Linked DNA regions of Homo sapiens: region 2 is linked to region 1. The links are chromatin loops, found by intact Hi-C in ENCODE. Cell type or tissue: MCF 10A. All regions are shown on one strand. Links, peaks and the distances in the headings refer to the core of each region. The heading gives the core; the rest is flanking DNA.

Region 1 (16,418 bases), core at 7,044-12,043:
AAGCAACAGAGTTGCTATGCCATCATCATGGTCACATTTGTTACCCTCACTTGCGGAGGAAGAACAGTCACATTCCTCCCCACCGCAAACGTCCAAAGAGATCTGGCACCAAAGAAGACTTCCTGCTTTCCTGCCACAGCCCAAAGCCTCAGAGTCCCCCACAGATTTCACTTCCTCCATAACCTCAGATGCCATTGCTTGTAGTAAATCCATGTGATAGTGCACAGAAGCACACACACATACAGGGAGGTCTTCATTTCTTTCCTCCCTCTTTCCTTCCCTCATTCCTTCTCTTCCTTACCTCCTTCCTTTCTTTCCACTTTTCTCTCTTCCAACTTCCTTCCCTCAACCAATTTATTTATTGGTAGCCTAACACATGGACAGGCATATCTCTTTAATTTAGAAGATAAGACTTTACTACATGCAATTTAAAAGTAAAATGCACCTGTCCCCAAATAAACAGGGACAAATACATGGAGAGAGACAGAATTCAGCTTCAGTTGCATACTTCTGCCCACCACCTGAGCAAAACATACAGCTACACAGGTTCTTTCCTTTGTCAGATAATTCTAGCAACTTTTTGGCATGAAGATAGCATGCACCCACAGAGCTAAGTATATAAATGCTGTCTTACTTCCAATATCTGCAGTGAACCTGGAGTAGAGCTTTCACAATTCAATCCTATTTAGGACCTAGAGACAGGTTAATTCTGTTTAACTCTTATCACTCTTCCCTCCCTCCCACCCACCATGTCAGTCTCTTATGTGGCTCTTCTCTCTGGACCTGAAGCTCTGTTGAGGATTGAGCCCAGTTCTCCAGCTTTGCATTTCCCTCAGGCCCTATACTAATGTGGGAGGCACAAAATACCTATGTCTTATTGCATTATCTTCATGACCTGCTGCACTTTATCCTGAATATTCCATTCCATTCAAACAGATATTCCAACATCTTGTTCCCTTCATGTAACACACAACCATTTTTGGTGCTCCATAATCTTCTATCTCCCCAATGCCGTCCCCCCCGCAAAGAAAGAAAAAACAAAAACAAGCAAAAGACCCAAATCACTGTATCTCTTTTTATGGAAAAATTACAACCAGAATATATTTGCCACTTTTTAATTGATGACCTAAACAGGTAAACTCTGTAAAATATTTGCAGAGATTTATTCCGAGCCAAGTATGAGTGACCGTGGCCCATGACACAGCCCTCAGGAGATCCTGAGAACATATGCCCAAAGTGGACAGGCTACAACTTTGTTTTATACAGTTAGGGAGGCAAAAGACATCAATCACTAAAACTTAAAGTGTAATAAAAAAAAAAAAAGAAAAAAAAAAGACATCAATCAATATAAGATGTATATTGGCTCAGTCCAGAAAGGTGGGACAACTGGAAGGGGGTGCTTTCAGGTCATAGGCAAATTCAAAAATTTTCTGATGGACAATAGGTTGAGTTATTATCTACAGGCCTGGAATCAATAGAAAGAAATGTCTAGGTTACAATATGGGGTTGTGGAGACCAAGGTTTTATCATGCAGGTAAGCCTCCAGGTAGCAGGCTTCAGAGAGAATAGATTGTAAATGTTTCCTATCAGATGGAGAGTCTATTAGTCTTAAGGTCTGTGTTGATGTTAATACTGGTCAGTTGGGCCTGAATTCCAAAAGGAAGGAGGATGTAATGAGGCATGTCCGACTCCCCCTTTCTATCATGGCCTGAATGCGTTTTTCAGGTTAACTTCACAATGCTCTTGGCCAAGAGAAGGGGTCCATTCAGATGTTGGGGGGCCTGGAATTTTATTTTTGGTTTACAGAATTCTTAAAATGGTCTTCAAAATTATATATAAATAGGGCCGGGCACGGTGGCTCATGCCTGAAATCCCAGCACTTGGGGAGGCTGAGAAAGGCAGATCACTTGAGCTTAGGAGTTTGAGACTAGCCTGGACAACATGGCAAAACCTTGTCTCTACAAAAATTAGCCGGGCATGGTGGTGCCTGTGGTCCCAGCTACTCGGGAGGCTGAGGTGGGAGGATCACTTGAGCCCAGGAGGCGGAGGTTGCAGCGAGCTGTGATCACGCCACTGCACTCCAGCCTGGGTGAGAGAGCTAGAACCTGTCTCAAAAAAAAAAAGTATATATATATATATATATATATATATATACACACATATATATTTAAAAAACCAAAATTATATATAAATATATTTTTTAACCATATCACATGTAATAAAAAGCCATAAGTAATTCTGGTTTTAGATTAACAATTTCCACTCAAAGTTTTAGTGTTTGAGTAACCTGTCCTACTATGTTCCTGGATCCCAGAAAAGTGAAGGACTCAGGATGAAGGCTCACCCAGCGACGAGGGGAGAAACTTGGGTTTAGACGTTTGATTGGTGTCCTCAAGAAACCCAGGAAAGTTCCCTGGTTACAGCTTTAGCGTTTAAGCAAGCCATCCATTTACAAATTGGAAGCATTTTTAAGTTTGATTGCAGAGAGGCAAGCTGTACCTCTCTCCCTTTGGTGGCCGCATGCCCCAGCATTTTCTGCCAGCACAGATTTAAAATATTATCTATGTATTCTTCTCTCACAAGAAGGCTGGTGGCTCTCAGTCCAGGTCTTTCCACTTTTCTCTCACACTTCTCTCTTATCTCCTTCCTCTGCTGCCTTCCCCAAACATCTAGGTAACAGAAAAACATCCGGTGGTCCTAGGAAAAGAAAAAAAAACCGTGGGCTTCCCAAGGCACCACCTCTCAGTCTCCTGGTACCGACTGGCACAACTCCCAGCAATCTCACCCTCTCTAGGAAGACCTTCACAGTCCATGAGGTGGCTTCATAGAATTTTGAAATCCCCTCCCCTAAAATCATCTGGTTCCAGGTTTATTCAAAGAACCAGATTCTACAAAGCACCACGAAGGATAACTTTTTCTCTTTCCATCACTGCCTTTGGTTTTACTGTTTAACAGCTTTCTTCTGCGTTTAAGAGCAACCTTTCAGGTCTAGACATGTCAGAAATCAAAACAACATTATTTTTAGGTAAAAGATTAAAAAAAGGTTCAGTCCTATTACAATCAAAACTGTTATCTCCCATCTCATTTTAAGGTGCTCTCCCTCTCTCCAGCAAGGCCTGGGCCACAGAGCTTTACCCCAGTTCCAGCAATGAGAATGGATCCGATAAAATCTCTTTTCCTCACCTTCCTTTCCCTGCTTGCTCAACTGCTGCCAGTTTCTGGAGGCAGGAAGGGAGGGAAGAGGAAAAAGTTTAGGTAATTACTTAACTAGTTCCGGTGCAATGTGGCTACTCAATGCCCTCTGGTTGACATATGCCCAAATACTAATGAAGCGGGAAAAATTCCCTTATTCCCTTTGCAGATTATGCCACAGGGGTGTGGCTCGATTCTTTGGTGCCCCGCTGCTCAAACCCCTAGCCGGAACATGCAGATAAGCAGGTCTTGGGGAGCTTTTTTGGGCTCCAACCCCACAGCAGCATCTAGGGCTGAGTGTTTACAGTTCCCAAAGAAGCCCCAGTGGGCGTGTGCTACAGTTTACTCTTTGAGCTTTGCCGTCTGCAGGCAGCTGGTGTCAAGCGGCTCAATTAGATCCCTTGACTTATTGCAAGGACAGAGGGCTGTCTGTATCCTGAGTTCTTGTCCCAGGGTACTGGGAAAATCGAATCACGTGGGCTTGGAGGATGGGTGCAAGGTTTTATTGAGTGGTGGAGGTTGTTCTCAGTGAGGTGGATGAGGAACCAGAAGGGGATGGAGTGGGAAGGTAGTCTTCCTTGGAGTCGGGCTGCCCAGCGGACAGACTCTCCTCCGACTGCCCCCAACCGAATGCCACGTCGTCCTGCCCTAGATGGCGTGCCGGTGTCTGCTGGTGTCTGTCAGTGTGCTCTTGTGCCCCTCTGCTCCTCTCAACGTCCAGCCACTTGTGTCTGTGTCCGCTTAAGGTCTTGGGCTTACACGGGTACAGGATGGGGGGCGTGGTGGGCCAAAAGGCAACTTTTGGGGCGCAAAAACAGAAATGCTTGTTCTCATTTGCGTCCGTGGGCACAAGCCCGAGGGTGGAGCCCTTGTCAGGGACCCTGCCCTTCTCTACTCAGCACTTCCCTGCCCCCACTCCCCTGTCACTGATGGGCAGAATAATGCTCCCCAAAATGTCCATCTTCTAATCTGTGGCACGTGTGAATGTTACCTTACGTGGCCAAAGGGACTTAGCAGGTGTGATTAAGTTCAGAACCTTGCAATGGAGAGAGGATCCTGGATTATCCATATGGGCCCTATTTATTTATTTTATTGAGACAGAGTGTCACTCTGTCACCCAGGCTAGAGTGCACTGCCTTGATCTTGGCTTATTGCAACCTATGCCTCTGGAGCTCAGGTGATCCTCCCACCTCAAGTAGTTGGGACCATGGGGACCAGCCACCACGTGTGGCTAATTTTTTTTTTTTTTTTTATAGACAGGGTTTCACCACATTGCCCAGGCGGGTCTCGAACTCCTGGCCTCAAGTGATCCACCCACCTTGACCTCCCAAAGTGCTGAGATTACAGGCATGGGTCACCACACCTGGCCAGATAGGCCCAGTTTAATCCAAAGGGTCCTTAGGCAGGAGGGTGAGAGTCAGAGAAGTGAGTGACAATGGAATCAGAGATCAAAGTGATGCCATTGCTGGCTGGGAACTGTCAGCCAAGGAATGAGGGCCGTCTGGAAAAGCTGGAAAGGGCAAGGAAAGGGATTATCTGGAGCACTTCCAGAAGGAACACAGCCCTGCCAGCACTTTGACGGTAGCACAGTGGAATCTTTGCTGGACCTCTGACCTCCCTCCAGAACTGTAAGGCAATATACCCGTGTTGTTTCATGCTGCTAAATGTGTGGTACCTTATGACAGCAACCCCAGGAAACGAATACACTGACTTCCTTATGGGACACATTGTAGGTTTTCCAGACCTCCGTAGCAGGATTCTTGACAATGCATCTTTTTCTAAAGCAGTGTTTCTCAACCAAGGACAATGTTTGCCCCCACGGCATCATTGGTTAATGTCTTGAGATATCTAAGATCATCATGACTGAGAATATGCCACCAGTATCCAGTGAGTAGAGCCCAGAGATGCTGCTAAACATGTTACAATGCACAGAAAGCCTCCACAACAACAACAAAAAACTATCTGGTCTAAAATGTTAATACTGTCAAGGTTGGAATACCCTGATCGCAAGCAAGCAACTCTTTGACTTCCAATTAAAGTGCTTTCCTGGCCGAGCACGATGGCTCATGCCTGTAATCCCAACATTTTGGGAGGCTGAGGTGGGTGGATCACCTGAGGTCAGGAGTTCCAGACCAGCCTGGCCAACATGGTGAAGCCCCATCTCTACTAAAATTACAAAAATTAGCTGGGCGTGGTGGCATGTGCCTATAGTCCTAGCTACTCAGGAGGCTGAGGCAGGAGGATCGCTTGAACCCAGGAGGCAGAGGTTGCAGTGAGCTGAGGTAGTGCCACTGCACTCTAGTCTGGGCGACAGAGCGAGATTCCATCTCAAAAAAAAAAAAAAAAGATAAAGATATGTACGGAATTATTGGGACTTAGACAGCTGCTTATTAACTAATTCTGCCAGGAAGCACTGTAGGCCAACATTGTCATCAAAGAATGATGACTTTTATTTCCTGAGAGTGACTTTTACAAAAATTTGTAGAACTGGAGTAGGGAAGGATACAATCTAATGTTTATGTATCAAAGAAAGGCTATTTACAAACAAAAGAAGAGAAAACTGGGAGCAGAGCAAAGTTTATGTGCTTTCTCCAGTCATTATTTCAACAAATACTCCACTCAGATGTTACCTTCTTACTGAAACCTTCTCTTAAAATAATCCCATCACTACCCTATGCCCACTTTCTCTCTATTCCCTCTCCCTACTTTCTCATTAACTTTTTGAGGAACTGTTTTCCAAAGTGACTGAACCATTTTGTGTTCCCACCAGTGGTGTATGAGGGTTCCAGTTTCTCCATAGCCTTGTCAACACTTGTCATCATCTTCCTTATTTTTGCCATCCTAGTGGGTAAGAAATGGTATCTCCTTGTGTTTTTGATTTGTGTTTCCCTAATGACTAATGATGCTGAGCATTTTTTTCATGTGCTTATTGGCCATTTGAATATCTTCTTTGAAAAGATATCTATTCAAATCCTTTGCCCATTTTTTTTTTTTGAGACAGGGTCTCACTGTCACCCGGGTTGGAGTGCAGTAGTGCAATCACGGCTCACTGCAGCCTTGACTTCCCAGACTCAAGTGTGACTCTCCCACCTCAGCCTCTTGAGTAGCTGGGACTACAGGCATGTGCCACTGCACCCGGCTATTTTTCTTTTTTTTTCATTTCTAGTAGAGATGGGGTTTTGTTATGTTGGCTGGTCTCGCACTCTTGGGCTCAAGCAATCTTCCCGCCTCAGCCTCCCACAATACTAGGAATTACAGGCGTCAGCCACCATGCCTGGCCCTTTGCCCATTCTGCGGGGGAGGGGAACATTATGGTAGAAGTTTATTCAGAGGCAGAAGAAGGGAACAGTCACTTTTTTAAATTATAAATTCAGAGGGGTCCATATGCAGGTTTGGTACATAGGTATATTGCATAATGTTAGGGTTTAGGCTTCTAGTGAACTCATCACCCAAATAGTGAACACACAATAGATAGTTTTTCAACCCTTGCCTCCCTTCCCCCTCCCTGCTTTTGGAGTCTCAGTGTCCATTGCTTCCATTATTTTTCAAATAGAAGAGCATAACAAAGTTATTTTATCACAGCTCATGTGACACAGCCGTCTTCAGAATGAAGACTCAGAGATCCAGGGGAAACTGCCCATGTTTATAAACATTAACATGGTTCAGCAAAGTATGGAAACATGATTGGACAAAAAGAGTAAGATCAAATGCTCATAGACTGAAAGGAAGAACCCAGCCAGGCCTGTCAGTTCAGATTCTTCTTGGCATCTCTTAGCAGCATTCCCTTTGCCCATTTTTTTAATTGAGTTTTCTTTTACTGTTTGCTTGTAAGAGTTCTTTATATATTCTGAATACTAGGCCCTTATCAGATATATGATTTTGCAAATATTTTCTCCCAGAATGTGGGTTGTCTTTCAGTTTCTTGATAGGGCCCTTTGAAGCACAAAACTTTTGAATTTTTATGAAGCCCAATTTATTATATTTACTTTTCTTTCATTGCTTGTACTTTAGGTCTCATATCTGAGAAACCATGGCCTAATCCAAGGTCACAAAGATTTACACTTATGTTCTCTTATATTTACATCTTTGATCCATTTTGAGTTACTTTTTGTATATGGTGTAAGATGGAGGTCTAACTTCATTCTTTTGCATGTGGATATTCAGTTGTTTCACTACCATTTTTTAAGAGTTTTCCTTCCTCCAGATAGTTTTGGCACCCTTGTGAAAATCAATACCTTATTGTCTTTATGACACTTATCACCATCTGAAATTATATTATTTATTTGTTTATTGTCTACCCTTCCCAAACTCCCTTACTCCCTGTATTAGTCTGTTTTCATGTTGCTGATAAAGACATACCCAAGACTGGGAAGAAAAAGAGGTTTAATGGACTTAAAGTTCCACATGGCTGGGGAGGCCTCACAATCATGGAGGAAGGCAAGGCGGAGCAAGTCACGTCTTACATGGATGGTGGCAGGCAAAGAGAGAGCGCTCATGCAGGGGAACTCCTCTTTATAAAATGATCAGATCTTGTGAGACTTATTCACTAACAGGAGAACAGCACAGGGAAGACCTCCCCCCATGATTCGATTATCTCCCACCAGGTCCCTTCCACAACTCATGGGAATTCAAGATGAGATTTGGGTGAGGACACAGCCAAACCATATATCTCCCCTTCCTCCTACCCCCTGCAAACACACATACAAATTCAAATGTACATCTTCTTAAGACAGGAACCTGTCTTATCTACTATTTATCCCCAGGGACATCGTGGGCACTTAATAAATATTTGTTGAATGAATAAAAAGGGCTCCAGTTTTGTTGAAAATTAATGGCCACTGTATGTGTCTATACCCAAGCGCAGGTAATTACTTCATTTAGGGCAAAAAGATTGTTGAACATTGCCTAAATGAGATTTTATAGCCATTTCCTGGGTTGGATGAGAAGAACCTAATTAGGCAAGAAATTACCTCATTGGCAGAAAAAAAAATCCAGCAGAGAATTTTAATGAAAATCCAAATGCAAGTGTGAAGGGACTTTCTGAGACCCTCTGCTTGATAGTCCAATAATACCTCAGTAGGTGTATGGCTTTGGTCAATTCCCCTCACTTCTGAAGGACTTCGTTTACTCACCCCTATATGGGGAGCTCCTGTGCTAAGCCATCTTGCAGGTCACTGGCAGCAGTAGCATTATATCATTCTAATGTTTTGGATTGTTTTTGTTTTTGTTTTTGAGACAGGGTTTCCCTCTGTTGCCCAGGCTGGAGTGCAGTGGCGTGATCACAGCTCACTGTAGCCTCAACCTCCCACCTCAAGCAATCCTCCCACCTCAGTCTCACAAGTAGCTGGGACTATAGATATTCACCATCATATCTGGCTAATGTTTTTTTTTAACAGATGAGGTCTCACTATGATGCCCAGCTGGTCTCAAACTCCTGGCCTCAAGGAATCCTCCTGTCTTGGCCTCCTCTCCTGCCTTGAAATTACTCTGGGGTTCCAAGAGTAAGCCACTTCGCCCAGCATGTTTTGGATTCTTTAGAAATAGCATCTGTAATCAATTAAAGTTAGTCTACTTAAGGACTATAGTTTTCATTTGCAATTTATCTTGCAAAAATATACTGACCAATCTGTTAATTAAAAGTATATGTGGTTGGGGAGAGTGGCACATGCCTATAATCTCAGCTCCTCAGGAAACTGAGGCCAGAGGATCACTTGAGGCCAAGAGTTCGATGCTGTAGTGATGCACCGTGAATGCATCTGTGAATAGCCACTGCACTCCAGCTTGGGCCACATAGCAAGACCCTTTCACTAAAATATATTTTTTTTTAAAGAGGCTTGATTAAGAGACAATATAAATTTTCTCTTGAAAACTGTCTGAAATAACTGATCATAAGTACAAAGAATCAGAGACCTCCTTAGAAGAGAGGAGGTAAAACTCTCAGTCAATTGTCTCAAATAGGTTTTGAAAGGTTTCCCCAGAAGTTTCCTATTTAGAAAGAGCATGCCTGCCCACTAGTGGGCGAATTAAGGAATTGCTCCCTTTTCCGAGAGGCATTCATAAGGCTCCATCTTGTGGTGAAAACTGTTAATAAGCTTTACTGCTAACACATAATCCATTCCTAAGTAAGACCTAGGCCTGGAAGAGCTCATTCAAAACTCCAGGGTCTGCAGAAGCCAGAGACGTCAAGGTGTACGGGCGAACATGGCAGCCGTATGACAAAACAAACCAACTGTCAGGAAAATAATCACTGTGTTTATTTTTCTAAACTAAGACTGCAACCATACCAGATAATGTGTATGTGTATGAATATATATGTGATATTGAAGATTGTATCTTAAATTCAGAATTGAAAAAAAGATAAAATATAAATATTTCATTTCTAGTATTTTATTTTACAATTTGCTCACTTTTTCTTCAGTACCAATATGTCCTTGTTAAACCTGTGTTAAGTTGTATAATGAAAACAGAATTCAGCCTTGACTGGGACCCATTAACTAGAAGTGATAATTAGTCCTAATTAGTTTAATACTGGGAGAGAGCTGTTCAAAAACGTAGATATTTTAAAATATGAGTCTTTGCACAACTGTGAAGATATTTGTAGAAGCCTGGCATTCCAGTGTCACTGTACAAAATGTCCAATCCTATATCACACCATGAGTCATTTTTCACACTATAAGTAGGAATTGACAAGGTGCATTGAACAATGGGAGGTTATCTTCACAAAGTCTGAAATCAATAAGCCATTTTGAGGAATCAGTTTTCAGTGTATCACAATTTTTATCACAGGTTTCAGGCCATCAGTTGTATTTCTAGAAACTAATTCCAACCACAGAAAAGAGGACTTAGTAACGATGCCAGATATGCCTTCCTAAAACATTTTTTTTTCTTTTTTTAACACCCTTGGCAGCAGACTCTATTCTACATTTTATAACTGCTTTGTGGATGCCTTTGCGGGGAAATATTCAAAGTGTTTGTCTACCCCAAAGGTCAATTATATGATAACAATCTTCGCTGCTTAACATAAGCAAAGCTTTTTTCCCTCCAATGATGTGAATAAGTTCATTTCTCTTAACTGTTCAACAATGCTGCTTTGCTTTCAGCCATGACTAAGCCACCCACCCTCTGTGTCATGAGCAGACTGCCATGCTACGTGTCCAATTCATCACACAGTGCATCCAACACTCTGTGCCTGAAGCCCTACAAGGAGATCCAGCTCACAGTATGAACGCTGTGTTCGGGACATCTTCAATTTTTAGCTTCTCGCAGAAAGCAATTCCTGCTAAATAATGCAAGCAAGTAGATGTAAAGCCTGTGTCTTTATATAACTTGCCACCTAGAGTTTAAGTTTTATTGCAAGTCTGATATAAACACTGCTCATCCCAGGAATATCATCCTATAGGCACACAAGTCTTCTGCATTAAATTGTTTGAAAGTTTCCTCTATACACACAAAAAAATTATTTTCTTAATCATTTCCTAAGGTTGTGTCTGTCATGAGCACACTGTCCAAAATATTTTTCAGTCATATAAAAATTCTTAACCCCCATGGTGGTTAATAGAGCTCATTACTACATCTAAATATTACTAAATATGTATCTTCACCAACTGCAATAGCAAATGCCACCATTTAAAAATTTTTTCACATGATTTTTCTTTTCATTTCTTAGTCACATTTCCATTGCATTGAGCAACAGTATTTCTAGTTACATTTACATTTGCACGTGCTTGTATCTTTTCAGGACACACAATTTCCGCTACATTCAGTAGATTCTCTTTTACAACTTGCTATCTGTGAAGAATTTGATGTCCCAGGCAGATTTTTTATTTATGACTTCTTATTTCTTAAACAACCAAGACAAACCTTGTTGACATTACAATTCTCTCTTCAGCTCCTTAGGTTTTGATCACATGTCTCTTCCATGGCCCTCTTCTTTCTTCTTCCAGTGGTTTGTTTCATAATGGCACCTACACTGTTTTCTTAAATTACATCTTTTGCCAAATATGCACACAGGAGGGTTCTATGAGGAACACAGGAGGAACATATGACCCCCTCAGTCTATCTTCCTTTTCCTACTTTTAATAAAGATATGACTACAAGAAATATGCTACTTTTCTAATACTATTGGGTAGATGTGACTTCACACCACCAAAAACCCAGTTCTGCAAAATGTTATAATTATTTTCCTAATTCAATCTCTGAATTTGGTCTCCTACCACCTGATAAACGATATGTCCTCTTAGTCTTCTTCAGGAAGTCATTCGGTCACTTCTACAAAGATATTGAGGGCCACTTTTCCTGTTGCCCCAAGTAACCCTGGAGCTCATACTAAAAACCATAAGGGTAAGTCCCCCCAAAGGGCAGTGATTCTCAACCCTGTCCTGCTTCATATAAGAATCACAGTGGGGAGTTTTGAAAATGCCAATGCTTAGCTGTTCTCCAGAACAATTATTCATAATCTTCGAGGGTGGGACATATGTATAGGTGCTTTGCAAAAGCCCTTCCAGTCATAAGGGTAATTCTAGAATGTGGACAGGGTTGAGAAAAACAGATCTAAAGAAAGCAGCCAACAATTGAGGCCAAATATCTACCTGCAAAGCTTAATAAGAGGCAGCAGTACCTGCAAATGGCCAGGATCCCAGCAGCAGCCCTCCACCTGAGTCTGCACATATAGAAAGATTAGGGAGGAAGAAGGGGGGCCTATGGGAGTTATGGGCAGCAGAGTGAAGAGTTGCTGCAGAGCCTCCTCAAGACTCACATGAGATCCTCACAAGACAGCCAACATATGGATATCTGGCACCCGGAAGTCATGGAGGGCCAGATGGTGTTGGCCAGGGGAGCAGCAGCAGCACAAAAGAGTGCATTTACAACAGCAGCCAGGGAAATAAAGAGACTCTTCTGCCTGTCCTCTCTCTCATACACTAGCCAAAAACTGAAGAGGGAGAGACGGGTGTCTCAGGGTCCACCTTGTCTCCTCCCAGTCCTAGCAGATGGGGTGTCAGCTGAAACTGTGCTTGGGGAAAGGCAGAAGATAATACTTAAACCAAATATGAAATTAAACTGGACTGAGTATTAATAACCAAAAGAAGACGAACATTTGGAACCTGCCCAAGACATTACAATTGGATGGGAAGCACAGAATGGGGCACTGAAACTGGAGGGGGAGAAACATGTTGTGTTTATCCCTTCTCCTTTCTCCTTCTTGTCTTCCATGAAGGACACCTATGCTCCTTGGGAGTCACTCAAAGATTTGGCATGAAGGTGGGATGTAGAGTCTATACTGTGGTCATTCCTGTCCTTACGTTGATGTCAATTCACGTGTCCACACTTTGATCTCATGCTTGTAAAGTCTCCTTGATATGGCCACTAGACCCCATGGAATCCGATAACTCCCTTAGCAGATTTCCAAACTCCTTCTGTGAACACAAGGAAGGTTGAACAGCTCTCCCAAGTGTGGACAGGCTGCAGGGGACTCAGGGGCCCTCTTGCAGCCTGTCTGCCTTTGACACCCCCATGCAGCCATGAGCAGTGGGCCAAGATGTGGGACCCCTTCAAAAGAGATCCTTACCTTCTCTAGCTCTTTCCTGCCTCCTCTTCTTTCATTCCTCTCCAACTGGGAAAGCATTTTCTAGTCTACATGGTAGTGATGGAGAGAGATGTGAAAGAAAAATGTTTCCCTGGAAACATTGGAAGAATAGGTGTATTCTTCCAATCTGTTCTATCCTATGCCTGGACCAAAGCTTTTAAACTTCGTAGCCAAGAATTTGAAACTTTTGTTCCTTGAAGACCCCCATGAGAACTTCTCTAAAGCAGGCCGGGTGCAGTAGCTCACGCCTGTAATCCCAGCACTACGGGAGGGCAAGACAGGTGGATCACATGAGGCCAGGAGTTCAAGGCCAGCCTGACCAACACGGTGAAACCCCGTCTCTACTAAAAATACAAAAATAAGCCAGGCATGGTGGCACACACCTGTAATCCCAGCTACTTGGGAGGCTGAGACATGAGAATCGCTTGAACCTGGGAGGGGGAAGTTTCAGTGAGCTGAGATCGTGCCACTGCACTGCAGCCTGGGTGACAGAGCAAGACCCTGTCTCCAAAAATAAAAATAAAAAAAGAACTTCTCTAAAGTAGAGATGATGCCTCCATTCTAGCTCTCCAAATGATAAAATATGGAATAAAAATGAATTGGCCCCACATAGCTATAAATGTGGCACTGTGAGTGCCTTGGAGTTGTCAGCCCAGACTGCCAGCTTGCATTGAGCCTCAGCAATAGTCCCACACCCCAATGGCTGATCCCCTCCCTGCTCCTCTTGCCTGAGCCTCTGGGGCTGCAGGCAGACCCTGCCCAAGATCTCCTTCTGTTCCCACCTCTTAAAATCAGAGAAAAACATGAATGAAGACCAATAGAAAACAGTACCAGAACAATGGAAGTCAACGATTGTGTGCCAGAAATTTGGGGAGATATCATTTATTACAAACTTGCATATGTTGGGACAAAATAAACCAAAAAGTGAGTTTGATGCTTTGGAATACGTGAAAGCTGCTGACAAATACTACTGTCCTCAATTAAGAGAACTAACCAAAGTTAATGAGTCTCTTACAGGAGATGCAGAACCTGCCAACAAATCTCGTTTCCAGTTCTGACTATTATGAATAAAGCTGCTGTGAGCATTTTTGTACAAATCTCCGTGTTGACATAAGTTTTAATTTCCCTAAATAATGCTTTCTTAATTTTGAAATATATTGCTTTGCCTGGTGCTTATTTCTATACAAATAATAAATCTCTACTTCCTTATTTAATTAATTTATTTATTTTTGAGACACGGTCTGGCTCTGTCACCCAGGCTGGAGTGCAGTAGCTCCATCTCAGCTCACTGAGACCTCCGCCTCCCAGGCTCAAGGATCCTCCCACCTCAGCCTCTCGAGTAGTTGAGACCACAGGTGCATGCCACCATGCCCAGATAATTTTTTGTATTTTTGGTAGAGAAGGGGTTTCACTATGTTGCCCAGCCTGACCTCAAACCCCTGAGCTCAAGCAATCCTCCTCCTCAGCCTCCCAAAGTGCTAGGATTGCGGGCATGAGCCACTGCGCCCAGCCAACTTCCTTATTTTAAATAAAATTAATTTGGGGTGGGGAAACCCATTTTTATCATTCATCAATTTATATTATTAAAAAATATAATGGACCAAGGCCCAAAATATAATGGACCAAGGTGTGAAGGATGGTAGCTCACACCTATAGTCCCAGTATTTTCGGAGGCTGAGATGGGAGGATTGCTTGAGCCCAAGAATTCAAGATCAGCCTAGCCAACATGGCGAAACTCTGTCTCTACAAAAAATACAAAACTTAGCCAGGTGTGTTGGCATGCATCTGTAGTCCCAGCTACTCAGGTGGCTGAAGTGTGGGGATCACCTGAGCTATGGAGGTCAAGGCTGCAGTGAGCCATGATTACACCACTGCACTCCAGCCTGGGTGATAGAGTGAGACCCAGTCTCAAAAAGAAAAATAATCAAATAAAAATAACAGGGTAAGCACACTGGAAAATGATAACTGGCACTCAGCTTCTGTGTCAAGAAGACACTAGGAATTAGTATTGTCAACAAACTGAAAAGTATATACCTTGTTTAAAATGGGCAGCCATTACTCAGCTTCAGCCAGTTCACTATGAAGACCCAATACTGCCAAATCTTCTAATTTTTCAAGAGAAGATAGATTTTTTGTGCATGCATATAAGTAATCTCCTAAGTTTAAATGTTTGCCAATAGAACCCCTCAAAAAGAAAAGTTACACACTGGTGGATTAATGCTGTACAGCATTAACCAATGCAAGGTAAAATGACTACAGGCCAAATCTGACCCAAGGCTCATTGGTTTCCAGCTAAGATTTTGGATCTCAATCCTGACTATGAGCAACAAGACCTTTCGGCTTTTTTAAAAGATAGCATGCCTGAGCCCTAGTCCAGTTCTGATTTCCTAGATTTGGACGAGTCCTGGGCATCTACATATTCTTGTAAAGTGCCAGAGTTCATTCTGGTTCACAGCCAGGGTTAAAAAGTAGGAAATTAAATTTCAAGTCATAGTACCTTATCACATTTCCAAACTTCAACACCATGTCCAGAACACTGAATTCTCCCCAGGCTCATTCTACCTGATTCTGAGCTCAAATAGTCATGTGGGATCTCAGTAAGCTGAAATTGATGACACATACACAAACAATAAAAACTGGGACTATGGAGACTTCCTTCTCTCCAACTCGAATAGCATCCAATTTTGGCTTTTCTATATACTATTCGAGGACATTATAATAGCAGGCCTTTTTGGAAGAAACTCAATTCTAAGTAAAAGATGTTCATATATGAGCTTATGGGAATTTCTTATTCACAAACATGGTAACTATCAAAATAAAACTCTCTCCCAAAATAAGAGAGACAAGAAAAGAAGTGGGGAAAACAGATTTTAAAAGCTGTATGAGCTTTTACAAATAATTTAGCAGGTAACAGAGATCTTGTGAGACAAGTAAAAAGGCCTTGTATTCATTGCTTATCAGGTAAATGTGGACTTAAAGTAAATAAGGTAAGAAGGTGTTGAGCTAGAAACATGTCTCAAATTATTTCCAGTGAGCTTCTGAAAGCCCAAGACAAATGTATCTTTATGAAAAATTGAGACAGACCCAGTAACCAGATCCTCTCATTATTTGCATGTGAAGCCTCTAACTTGTAGTCATGTGATAAACAAATGGAGAAAAATTGGAAATAACCATTAATGAGGGCGGCAGAAATTATAACATTGAGCAAGGGTCAGAAGATTGCAGAGCAGTTACCCATTCTTGGCGCAGAAACCTGAAAGTCAGGATCAAAGAGAATGGCAACGGTGAACACAGATGCCACAGATAAAGACATATCCAAGTTCAAGGTCACCTTCACTTTGGTGGTCTCCGGAATAGAGTGCATCACTGGCATCCTTGGGAGTGGCTTCATCACGGCCATCTATGGGGCTGAGTGGGCCAGGGGCAAAACACTCCCCACTGGTGACCGCATTATGTTGATGCTGAGCTTTTCCAGGCTCTTGCTACAGATTTGGATGATGCTGGAGAACATTTTCAGTCTGCTATTCCGAATTGTTTATAACCAAAACTCAGTGTATATCCTCTTCAAAGTCATCACTGTCTTTCTGAACCATTCCAATCTCTGGTTTGCTGCCTGGCTCAAAGTCTTCTATTGTCTTAGAAT
Region 2 (11,306 bases), core at 5,929-10,928, 310 kb before region 1:
ACATGTGCACATTCACCCACCCTAAATGTATAATCTTTAAGCTGAGACCAATAGGATGAATAAAAGTTACAGCGATGGGCCGGGCGAGGTGGCTCACACCTGTAATCCCAGCACTTTGGGAGGCTGAGGCGGGTGGATCACGAGGTCAGGAGATCGAGACCATCCTGGCTAACACGGTGAAACCCCATCTCTACGAAAAATACAAAAAATTAGCCGGGCGTGGTGGCGGGCGCCTGTAGTCCCAGCTGCTGGGGAGGCTGAGGCAGGAGAATGGCATGAACCCAGGAGGTGGAGATTGCAGTGAGCAGAGATCATGCCACTGCACTCCAGCCCGGGCGACAGAGCAAGACTCCTTCTCAAAAAAAAAAAAAAAAAAAAAGGCACAGCAATGAAAGAGGAAATGGAGGCAGAGGGGTAGAAAGGTCCAGAAATTATGAAAGCCAGGGGGAAGGAGAATATAGCACTACCCAGGAATAAAAATAATACATCATGGTAAAATCATGTGCAGAATGAGACACTTTAAAATATCCTAAGTGACAAAAGCAACAACTCCTTTTCTAATCTACTAAGCTATTATATGTATTTTAAGATAAACATATACATACATATACTTGGAAATGTCTAGAGTATTTTTGGAAGGATAAATAATAAACTTTCATTAGTGAATGTCCCTGAGAATAACAAGCAAGAGGCTGAGACAGAGATAAGAGAGCTTACTTTCCTAGATATCTTGTGTGCTGTTTGGGTTTTGTACCTTGTGATGTGTTATCTAATCAAAATTAGTTATTTTTCAAAGGAGAAATTTAGGGACTAGACTATCCACAAGACGTGAGATCAACTGGATATGAGAGTTGAGATAGAGGTGTGGAGGATGGGACGCCTAGGATCCTGGCTTAGGCAACTTTGTTGTGCTACCACATACTTGGTTGGAAACACTGGTGGAGGAGCAGGTTTGGTGAGGAAGAAAAGCTGTTCAGTTTGGGACATGTTGAGTTTGAGGTGTTTGTAAAACATCCAGGTAGAGCGGTCCAATCAATAGGCGTCCAAGCCGTTCATGCCTGGAGCTCCGGAGACAGATCTAAGGTGACGATAAGGAGCTAGGGATTCTGAGCTTGTGCATGGTAATCTATTGAATTAGGCAGGACTACCCAGGTGGTAAGGAAAACAGCCTGTGGACTGAAAATCTTTAAGGGGTCAGTGGAGGAGAAGCAGCCAGGACAGCTGCGATATGTGGCACAAGACGTGTTGAGAAGTGGCGCACAATTAACCGTAATCTGAATGCTACCGAGTGTTCAAGCAAAACTAAGACTGTTCAGTGGATTTAACTACAGGTATCAGTATCACGGAGAAGGCAGGGTCAAATCACAATGGGTTGAGGTGTCAGTGGGAGGCCAGTAGACAATGGGATTTACTCTTAAGAAGTTTGGCCCTGAACAGGGAGTAGCTGAAAGAAGAGGTGGGGTTGAGGGAGGGAGTTTGCAGTTTCTTCGAAAATGCAAAAGAATAGAGCATGCTTATTTGCTGACAGAGCTACCAGAGAAGGAGAAGTTGAAGATACACACGTGAGAGGGGTCAGAGGAGACAGTGATGGACACAGGGTGTGAAAAGACAGAGTGAGGAATGGATCTAGAACACAGATGGGAGTTTAGCTTTGCACAGGAGTGGAAGTTGTAAACTGAGAAAAAGATGTCTGAGACAAGTCTCGATCAATTTACAGGTTTATTTTGCAAGGTTGAGGACACAGGAAAAAGAGACACAGGCCACAGTAAGATCTGAGGCCTGCACTTTTTCCAAAGTGGGTTTTGAAGGCTTCAATATTTAAAGGGGTTAAGTGGCCAGGAGGGGAAGGAGAAAAGTTAAAGAAAAGTGGCGGAGAGTAGACAAGTGGTTACATTCTTTTGAGGCTTTGATTAGTGCTCACTGAATCCACATGTTGCATGTGAGAAGCAGGGGACAGAGGAACAGTCATTTATGTATTTGTGTCATGCTCAGTAAATCTGCACTTTACATAAGACAAAGTAAATTAGAGGAAGAAGTCAAATATGCCTTCATCCCAGGGTAGGAGGAGGGACGATTTCTATTCTTCTCTTCTCCTGTACCCGTGAAGATAAACTGTTAATTTATAATGTCAGGGTGAAGGAGGCCATCTGGGGAGCTAATGTGGCCTTCTGTCTTGAGGCTATCTGTTTAGGAACAAAAAGACAGGCAGTTTCCAAACTTTTTGGAAGAAAGGCAACTTCCAAAAGTTTGACTCAGTTTCCAAACTTAACTTTTCCCTTTCACATAGTGAGTTTGAGGTCCCAAGATGTTATTTTCCTTTCACATCCTCCCACCCTGTTCTTCCAAATCTTTCAGGGAAAGCATTGTAGAAGAAAGTGAGTGTCTGATCTCAGGTTTGGTCTGATCCCTTGTCACTAGGACAGTTTATTTCTAGAGGGTTAGGTCCCTCATTTTAGAAAGGATCATTCTTAGCAGGTTGTGAAGTTTCATGTTCCACAGAGAAAAATAGGGGAAAGAAGAGAGAAAGAAAACCAGTAGAAAAGGAGGAAAGATCATGACAACAAAAGGGGAAAGTAATCCTGGAAAACTGATTTAGGCTATATTGCTCTGAAGTCCATGAATGAGTAGGCAGGCACAAAAGTGGTTTATATATATAAATAATTTGCTGTTACTTTTCCCAAAGTTTAAGTTTCAAGTTTCACTTGGCAGAACTTTAAGAAAAGCACAGTTTTAATTTTAATTTAATTTTAAATTAAAATTTCTAGTTTTAATTTCTAGATTCCAAATGAGAAAAAAAAGGGAAAAAATGAAAGAAAAAGGAAAAAAAAAATGAACAGTAGTTTGGAGACTTGTAGCCAGGAAAGGACTTAGGATTCAGTCCAAATGCATTTTAACAAAGAATGAAACTGAGAAACAATTGATAAGGTGGGGTCTAAGAAGAGGTGTTTTATATGTTTTTTTAAAAAAAAAAAAAAACATAATTTTTATCTCAGTCCTCCATTTTTATCAAAGACAAATCATAGTAGGACTAATTTATTTGTAGAAAAGCTTTAGTTGTATTATACTTCACCTGATTCTTTGTATAAAGTGCAGCAAGAATAATTATTTTCTATTTAGGCTTTTTTAAAATTGACTTTGCTGGAAACTTTTTTATTTAAGGAATCTTAGTTTAGACTTTTTAAAGGCCCCAAGCCCAGTCAAGAATTTATTTGTGCCTGCAGATATCTGTATGAACTGGGCGAATGCCTCTCTTCTTAATCCCAAGATAACTTGGGGTTCCCGGGCCTGCCAGAAAGTAACGTTCTTTACTTATCACAGGTTGGGAACCCTGTAAAAGAATTGTGTAGGCAAGGTACAAGGCCAGTTTTTTTAAGGATCTTTTATTGGCTCTATAAGTCAATGGCAATTCCTTAAAACAGTTTGTTGTTTTGTTTATAGCTTAAAATATTTCATTCTAGTCAAAGCTTTAGTAAAATAATAGTCTCCAATTGTGTCCTGTTACAAAAGAAAGCAGATTCTTATTGAGCTCATACAAATAACTATATTGTTATAAATTAAGAATACTCAAAAATAGTTTTCAAATTCTGGAGAAATCAGGTAGAGAGAAAGAAATATGCTTTAAATTTTGCTCACAAGAGCATATTTTACTCAATTGTTAAAAGCTGTAAACAACCCAAAAAATGAAAAGAATCACCAATGTTTCAGACAAAAAGATCACACAAAAAATTATTTTAGTCTTCTATTAGCTCAGTTCATGCAATTAACCTCTGTTCTATTTGATATTGGGTCAACAATCCTCATGAATACATCAGATCTCCAGGAGTGTCCTGGAAGATTTTTTTCCTCTATTTTAATGGCACAATCTCCAAAGCTGTCAGAAACCTGCATTTAAAAGTATCCATCTGATACAGTTTGGCTTTGTGTCCCCACCCAAATCTCATCTTGAATTGTAATCCCATAATCCCCACATGTGGTGGGAGGGACCCAGTGAAAGGTAATTGAATCATGGGGGGCAGTTCCCCCCATGTTGTTCTCATGCTAGTGAGTTCTAATGAGAACTCACTCATTCAGTGAGTTGCCCACTGTACTCTAGCATGGGCAACAGATGGTTTTATATGGGGCTACCCACTTTGCTTGGCACTTATTCTCTCTCCTGGCACCCTGTGAAGAGGTGATTCTCCAGTGATTCTAAGTTTCCTGAGGCTTCCCCAGTCATGCAGAACTGTGAATCAATTAAACTTTTCTTTATAATTTACCCAGTCTCAAGTATCTCTTCATAGCAGCATGGGAATGAACTAATACACCATCAGAGTCCTATAACTGATTATAAGCAACTTTTTGAAAAGGAACAAAGTAAAATAATAATTGTGAATGACAAAAGATATCCACAGTCAAAGATATAATTGACAAGGAAATCTGGTTATTTCTGTGGCACACAATAATTTACCATAATTATAATTATTACTGATCACATATACCAAGACATATTAAAATTATAAGAATATTATACAATTTTGGAACACATAACAATAGCACATTTATATAAATATATTTCAAAGAAAGTTACACACCATTTTATACTTGGCAATGCCTCCTGTATGATTTTAACATATCAAATAAGCCAAATATGCCTCTGTTGGACATTTAAAAGTCAGTTTGAGGTTAAAAGACTGCATTTAGAATTTAATCTTGGAAAGTTAGTCCAACATTAAAAGTTTAAAGCACTTGATATCGCAAAATGAGATTACAGGTCATTATAATCATTTAGCTAAAGTGATAACTCACCAATTTTAAAAAAAAGCAGAAATCTTTACTCCTTGATAAAGAAGACCTCAGTTTTCTAAAAAATAGGACCTAATAGAGACAGTGTGAAGCCAACTGAATCTGTCTCTCCTCTCCTTCTTCTTTAATTTTTTTGGCAGTTTATTCAAAGGGCAAATGAAAATCTTTTACTATCTCTTAATATTATACAAAAATCTTATTTAAAAGAGAAAACCAAATTTTATTTTTGTATTACTGTATTGTTAATTCTAAAGCTTTAATAGAATCTTATAAGCAAATCTACCAAATTTTAATTAGTTTGATTGTAAGGTAAGATTTCCATGAGGCTTTTATAAACTTTACAAATTTGTGTTAAAGAACACATCAATATTCCAAGAAAATCCTGCCTCACACAGGTGCTCAGATTCTGACCCTGCATCAATGTGCTATTTATATGAATGTTCAATTTGTATAATATCTAAATAATCCCCTTAAAATTTTAGCCAAACTTGATCACACACAAAATTCCTTTTACAAGATCAATCTTCCACAAACCTTCTACGACTTGCTTAAACCTTCAGTTTTGTCGTTTCTGTTAACTTGAAACAGTCCTTAAAATCCTCTAAACTAGAAAAAAACACTTTCTCTTAAAAAAGAACCACACTCCCATGACTTATTTTAACATTTGTTCTCCAAAAAAAAACACAGCCTACCTGTTTAATACACATTGTATGTACCTAGTAGTTTTAATTACATTCATTAATTTATAATGTTAACTCTTAGTAATTCTTATTTTAGTGAAAAACCTAGGCAGTAAGCAATTTTAATTACATACCAGGTGCACAAGCCAGGACAAAGGACAATACCTGGGGGCAGGCCAAGGGCTCAAATCAAAAGACATATAAGTTTATAGACAAGTTAAGCAAGTATTAAAAAGATTACAGGGCTAGTGCAGTGGCTCATGCTGTAATCCCAGCACTGTGGGAGGTCGAGGCAGGTGGATTGCTTGAGACCAGGAGTTCAAGACTAGCCATGGGCAACATGGCAAAACCCCATCTCTAAAAAAAATACAAAAATTAGCTGGGTGTGGTGGTGCACACCTGTAGTGCCACCTACTTGGGAGGCTGATGGGGGAAGATTACTTGAGCCCAGGAGGTCGAAGCTGCAGTAAGCAGTGATCACACCACTGTACTTCAGCATGGGCAACAGAGCAAGACCCTGTCTCAAGAAAAAAAAAAAAGGACTACAGAAGCAGAATTTTAAAGTGCTTCTACTATGAAGAGAATAAAGAAGAATGATGGTGACTGAGCAGTTTTACATACCCTGCCACCACTGTGTCCCAGTGTGTGCGGGCGTGTGTATACACATTGTGCAATCCCTCACTGCTGGGCACTCAGCCCTGGGCTGGTGTATCTGAATTAACTGTCTGTGGTTTCACAAATACCACTTACTTCTTTGTTATCCCAGACCACAGTCCTTTGAAAAGCTGACATGGCTTTTTGCTAAGGGTGATGATGGGGCTGGGATTAGAAGTATAGTGCTGGAGACACAAGAGAGGCTGACCATGAGCACCTATAATGGGTGCCCTGGACACATGATTCCTAATTTCCCTCCTGGAGAGGGATGACCCTTCCTCTATTGTTGCTGTTCCTTTCACAACTCAGTGTGGGGCAAAGGGAGATGGGAATGGAGGATGGCTATGTCAGGAGAACAAGCAGGAGCCTGTTGCCTCCAGGCACAAGGATGATTAGCTGCTAGGGACAGAGCAGGAGGGTCCTGGAAAAGAAATGATTAGGCCATTCAAATATAGGCCTAATTTACCATACATTCTTAAAAACACACCAGGATGCAAACACTTCAGACTGTGAGCCTCAAAAAGCAAAGATAAGGCAATTCAACAACAACAAAAACCTAATTCGAAAATGGACAAATAAACTGAAAAGACATTTCTCCAAAGAAGGTATATAAACATCCAATAAATAGGTGTATAAAAACGTGCTCAGTATCATTAGTCATTAGGGAAAGGCAAATCAAAACTACAATGTGAAGCCACTTCACACCCATTAGAAGGGAATGTAAAATGGTGAAAGCTATTGTGAAAACCAGTATGGCAGTTCCTCATAAAACTAAACATAAGAATTGTCTAGCAATTCCATTTTTAGGTGTATGCCCAAAGTATCTGAAAATAGAAACTAGAACAGATATTTGTATACCATATTGATAGCAGCATTATTCACAACGGCCAAAAGGTAGAAAAAACTCAAATGTCCATTGGTAGATGAATAAATAAACAAACTGTGTCAAATTTTGGACTAAGATTGCAGAATCCCACTTACATAAGATACCTAGAATAGTTAAATTCATAGACAGAAAGCAGAATATTGGTTATCAGGGACCAGGGCAGAGAGATAGCTGGAGAGTTATTGTTCAATGGGGATTAGAGTTTCAGTTCCGAATGATGAAAAAGTTCCATAAATGAATAATGGTGATGGTTACACAACAATGTGAATGTACTTAATGCCACTGAATGGCACATCTGAAAATGGATAATATGGTAAATTTTATGTGACATGTATTGTGCCACAGTAAAAAATTAAAGAAGGCAAGAATAAGGAGACTTTTTTATTGCAGTTGGTGTTTGCTTGCTAAGTGGAGAGAGAGACCTACAGGAGGCTGGGAAAAAAAGAAGGGCCACAACCTCTATGCCATGCCTGGCTCTTCCCACGTAAGCCCTGGGGAGCCAGAAAAGCCTCACAGCTTACTACTTTCTAGGGGCTGCGTGGGGCAGAAGAGAAATGGTCCTGACATTAATCTAGCATCCCTGCCTCATGTCTTTAGTTGCCAACCTCCTTTTTCCTGAGATGGGTGACTTGCAAGAGCCCAGAAAATACGTGAGACAATCGATGACCATTGCCCATTGCCAGAAATTCTGATGTGAAGTGTGAGGCATGACCCTTTAGGGATTGTTCTGTCTCACCCTCCCATGATTAACAGGCACAGAAGTTAGACACTTGCATAGGCAGAGGTCTCCGTCTCTGTCCCCGCCCCCAGGCCAACCGGGAGTAAGGTCAAGAGTGATAGCGATGTTAATCAAAAATGGTAGACCTCCTCTCCATCCCCCTCACTAAGGTTCAGTCCAAGATTCAAGTGCCCCAGGGTGTTTTGACGAAGGATCTCCCAGCCTCGGTGACTGCTGCTCTGGGACGCGGTCCGGGACAGGGAGGAAGTTGGAAGAGCCAAAGAGGCTCTGGCTAGAGTCCCACTCTCAGCCCCAGAGGGCTGTTTCTCAGATGGATGCTCCTGGTCATCCTCCTTGTCTGAGTTCTTGAACACTTCCACATAGCGAAGCACTCGCAGAGGATTCTGATCATTGTGGTTCTCAACCCTGATAAGGGGAAAGGGGAAAGGACTCAATCCAGGTGGGGAGACATGGGCAGGGGAGAAGTAGAGGTGACCATTTAGAAAGCAGGGTCAAGAGGGAAGCAGAAATAAGGCAGCAGAGTTGAAACAGGAAGAGTATCTGGGATCAAGTGAAGGGAGGTGATGGAGGGCAGGCTAACCTGGGATAGAGATAATGGAGGCTGAGCAATCAGGGCTTGCAGGGTGGTAGGACGCACACAGGTGTGTGTGTGTTTGTGTGTTACTAATACGTAGGAATGTGAAAGAGAAAACAGAGCCAACTAATAGATAAGCGTGTCACAAGGATGACGAGATGCAATTCAGGAAGTAAATTTGAGGAGAGAGGAGAGTCACGCCGGGAGATGAGGGCAGAATATGAAGGAGGAAGTTAGATCCAAGCCAAAAGTACACTGGAGATGAAGGTCAGCTCAGAACAAGGTTACAGCAAGTCTGGTAACCCATGCTGACGTCTGAGCATGGACACATGCACACAACCTTTTACACGTGGCTGCCCTGAGGTACACACAGCATTCTTCGTACCCCTCCACTTCAGCTCCAGCCCCCTCCCCTAGACAGGCTAATGTAGGCTCCAGGACGCCTGTCGGTCACCCTTGCTTCCGTGGCCTTATACACATCTGCAGTTTTGCATGTGCACACCATCACTCACCGCAGGAACCAGCGGTCCCCCAGCCCGAATTCGCACCCACAGATCCCGGAGCGAGGCCACAGGCAGCGAGGCAGCTTCCGCTCCAGCATCACTGTGGTGGCCACGACCTGGAAGGAGGCAGGAGATACAGGAAGAACTCTGAAAGAGCCATGAGGTTCAAAGAGGCACTGAGGCCACTGATAAAGGGAACCAAAGGCAATCTGTGAGATAGGACACTAGAGGTCAGTGGTGAGAACAGCCACCTATTCACCCCACAGCCTGTGCCAGGCACCATGCAACCAGCTTCACTCATCAAGAAATGAGAGAGGATTTTTTGTGAGTGTTTTGAATAAAATAGTTGCCCTTACATTACTATTCACTCATGGAGAATGAGTCACTCCAAACTAATCTCAACTTCTTTTTCATATAAAAGCCACAGACCAATTATCTCGATTTAAATAAAATGATTAAAGAGAATCTCTACGATCTTGGGGATGAATTGATACTGTTACTGTTCAGGGAATTTTCAGCAAATTAAATATCCACATCTTAGGAAGGAAAAGGGTTGATTAATGACTGCAAGTTGGCAGGGAAATTTCTGGTAGCAAGTCCACCACACGTTCTGTCCTTTGCTCAGCCCTCATTAATTACTTAGATGAAACATGGGAAACAAGCTTATCAAATATGCCTGTGACACAAAACTGGGAGGGATATGTAATATGTGGGGCAACAGAAGCAATATAAAATTATCTCGCTAGATTGGAATGCTGGTGTAAAATCATTAACAAGAAATTTAAGTAAACCAAATCTAAGGTCCTATATTTACATTTAGGAAGCTTAGATAAGTGAGTCATAGAACAAAGGTGTGGGAGTGCTAGCTGATCACAAGCTTAATAAGGGCCATTTGTATATTTGCTAAAAGACCTGACTCAGCTTTAGGTACCCTTAGCATTATGTCCAAGTAAGGAAAGGCATAGTCCCGCTTTGTACCGCATTGCCCTAATCATACTGGGGACTATTCTAGTTTCAAAGAAACCATGATCTATTAGAGCATGGACAAAAGGGTGCAATCAGAATAGATCAGAACCAGGAAGGCTTCCTAATTGAAGGAGTGCAATCTTCAAAATAGCAAATTCTTCACCTCATGTTTTTCTACTCCCTATCTTCCTCATTACTCCACACTTCTTTCAGTTTCTTAATTGCACCAAGTTCCCTCCTAGCTCAGGACTTCCAGTCATTCTGTGCTCTTACCCTGGATAGCTGTTCTTCTTTGCCTTGAAAGAAATGTTTATTGTTCCTCCTGAGCCATCATGCAGCCCCGTCCTTCCTCGGGTAACAGCACCCATTTTTCATTTAGGGAATTGCTCCCTCATCACTTTTAGTGCATTGGTTTGAGTGGACTGGGCTTCACACAGTTGTGCTTAATTAATCTATTTTCCCCCAAACCTCCCCTCCACCACCATCACCAACACCTCCACTATCTAGTCCTTGGTCTTTCCTTAGATTCAACGATGTGCCTATGACCCGAATGTGTTCCCATGAGATGGAACATGGAAGGAATTGGCAGGGGGAAAGATGTTCTTTTAAAGCCTGCAGTTTTGCCTGGCACCAGGAGCCTCACAGAATACAACGTGAGTGGGGCCCTCGGAGCTGCGTGTTGCATTGCACATCCTCATTCTTTTTGGAGTTTGGAGCTTCTAGAAATGATCTCACAAACACGATGGGAGAGCTTGCCTTAGAAGAGAGGTCAAAAGAGAGCCGAACAGAGGAATGGATGTAATGTATAAGATGTGGATCTGCATTCTGGCCAGATACCTCTAAAGTTAGTTTAATTCTCTAAACTTCCCATTTATGAGGACTAACACATCCTCTTCCCCCTGTTTAAAAATCTGCAAGTCTGTTTGAGTTTGGTTTTCTGTCCCTGTAGCCAAGAGTCCTAATTGCTACTAACCTTGACCTTCATCCTTTTCCCTCCTTCCTTTTAACTACCTAGTTCTTGCTCACCTTTGGGTTCTCATCTTAAATGTTGCTCCCTCAGGAAAGCATGTCTTCACTTCCCAGTCCGATTCCTCTGTTGTATCCTCCTCTTAGCACCTTACATTCTCTATAGCACTTTTGCTGCTGTAATTTTACAGCTTTTTGTGAAGTCATTCACTTCATGCCCGTCTTTCCAACTAAACCGTCAGCTCCATGAGGGCACATATGGTGTCTGTTGTGTTTATGCTCATGTCCCTAGCTCCTAGGCATTTGTCAACACATAGCAGGGTCTAAATGATCATCATTAAATGAATGAAAAGTCTAAGGGAAAAATGATGGCTATATTCAAATATTTGAATGGTGCTTATATGGAAGAATGTGTTCTGTGATATATGAGAGGGAAAGACTGGCGCCAAAGAATGAAATTTTAAGAAGATAGGTTTTAGCTCAATGCGACATAAATGTCTAATAACAAAATCTTTAAAAATATGGGAAAACTCCCTTCCTCCCAACCTCTACCTGA

Evidence for each region. Hi-C counts contacts between places; a loop is a spot of excess contacts. Peaks named below come from ENCODE experiments on the same cell type or tissue, not always from the same donor. Only the 100,000 strongest peaks of a DNase experiment are listed, where the experiment ranks them.
Region 2: a loop joins it to region 1, with 6 times the contacts of the local background. A loop is called at or near these places in 2 of 110 quality-filtered maps.

Annotation. Positions count from the first base shown.
Region 1 is chr7:143,206,029-143,222,446 of GRCh38, forward strand. It overlaps TAS2R40 (taste 2 receptor member 40), which reads left to right and starts at 16,009. Exons shown (of 1, transcript NM_176882.2): 1 at 16,009-16,418. The coding sequence starts at 16,051. LOC124901764 (a long non-coding RNA gene) reads right to left here and starts at 686. Exons shown (of 2, transcript XR_007060567.1): 1 at 1-686. In MCF 10A, for the core only: a CTCF peak has its summit at 9,211; a DNase peak (open chromatin) is centred at 9,213.
Region 2 is chr7:142,900,663-142,911,968 of GRCh38, forward strand. It overlaps TRPV5 (transient receptor potential cation channel subfamily V member 5), which reads right to left. Exons shown (of 15, transcript NM_019841.7): 14 at 8,828-8,934; 15 at 7,439-8,146. The coding sequence ends at 7,852. Among named protein-coding and RNA genes, the nearest start is that of TRPV6, 21 kb to the left of the region's middle. RefSeq lists a silencer at 1,245-1,445. In MCF 10A, for the core only: a CTCF peak has its summit at 9,040 (motif pointing right); no DNase peak of the experiment used is centred there.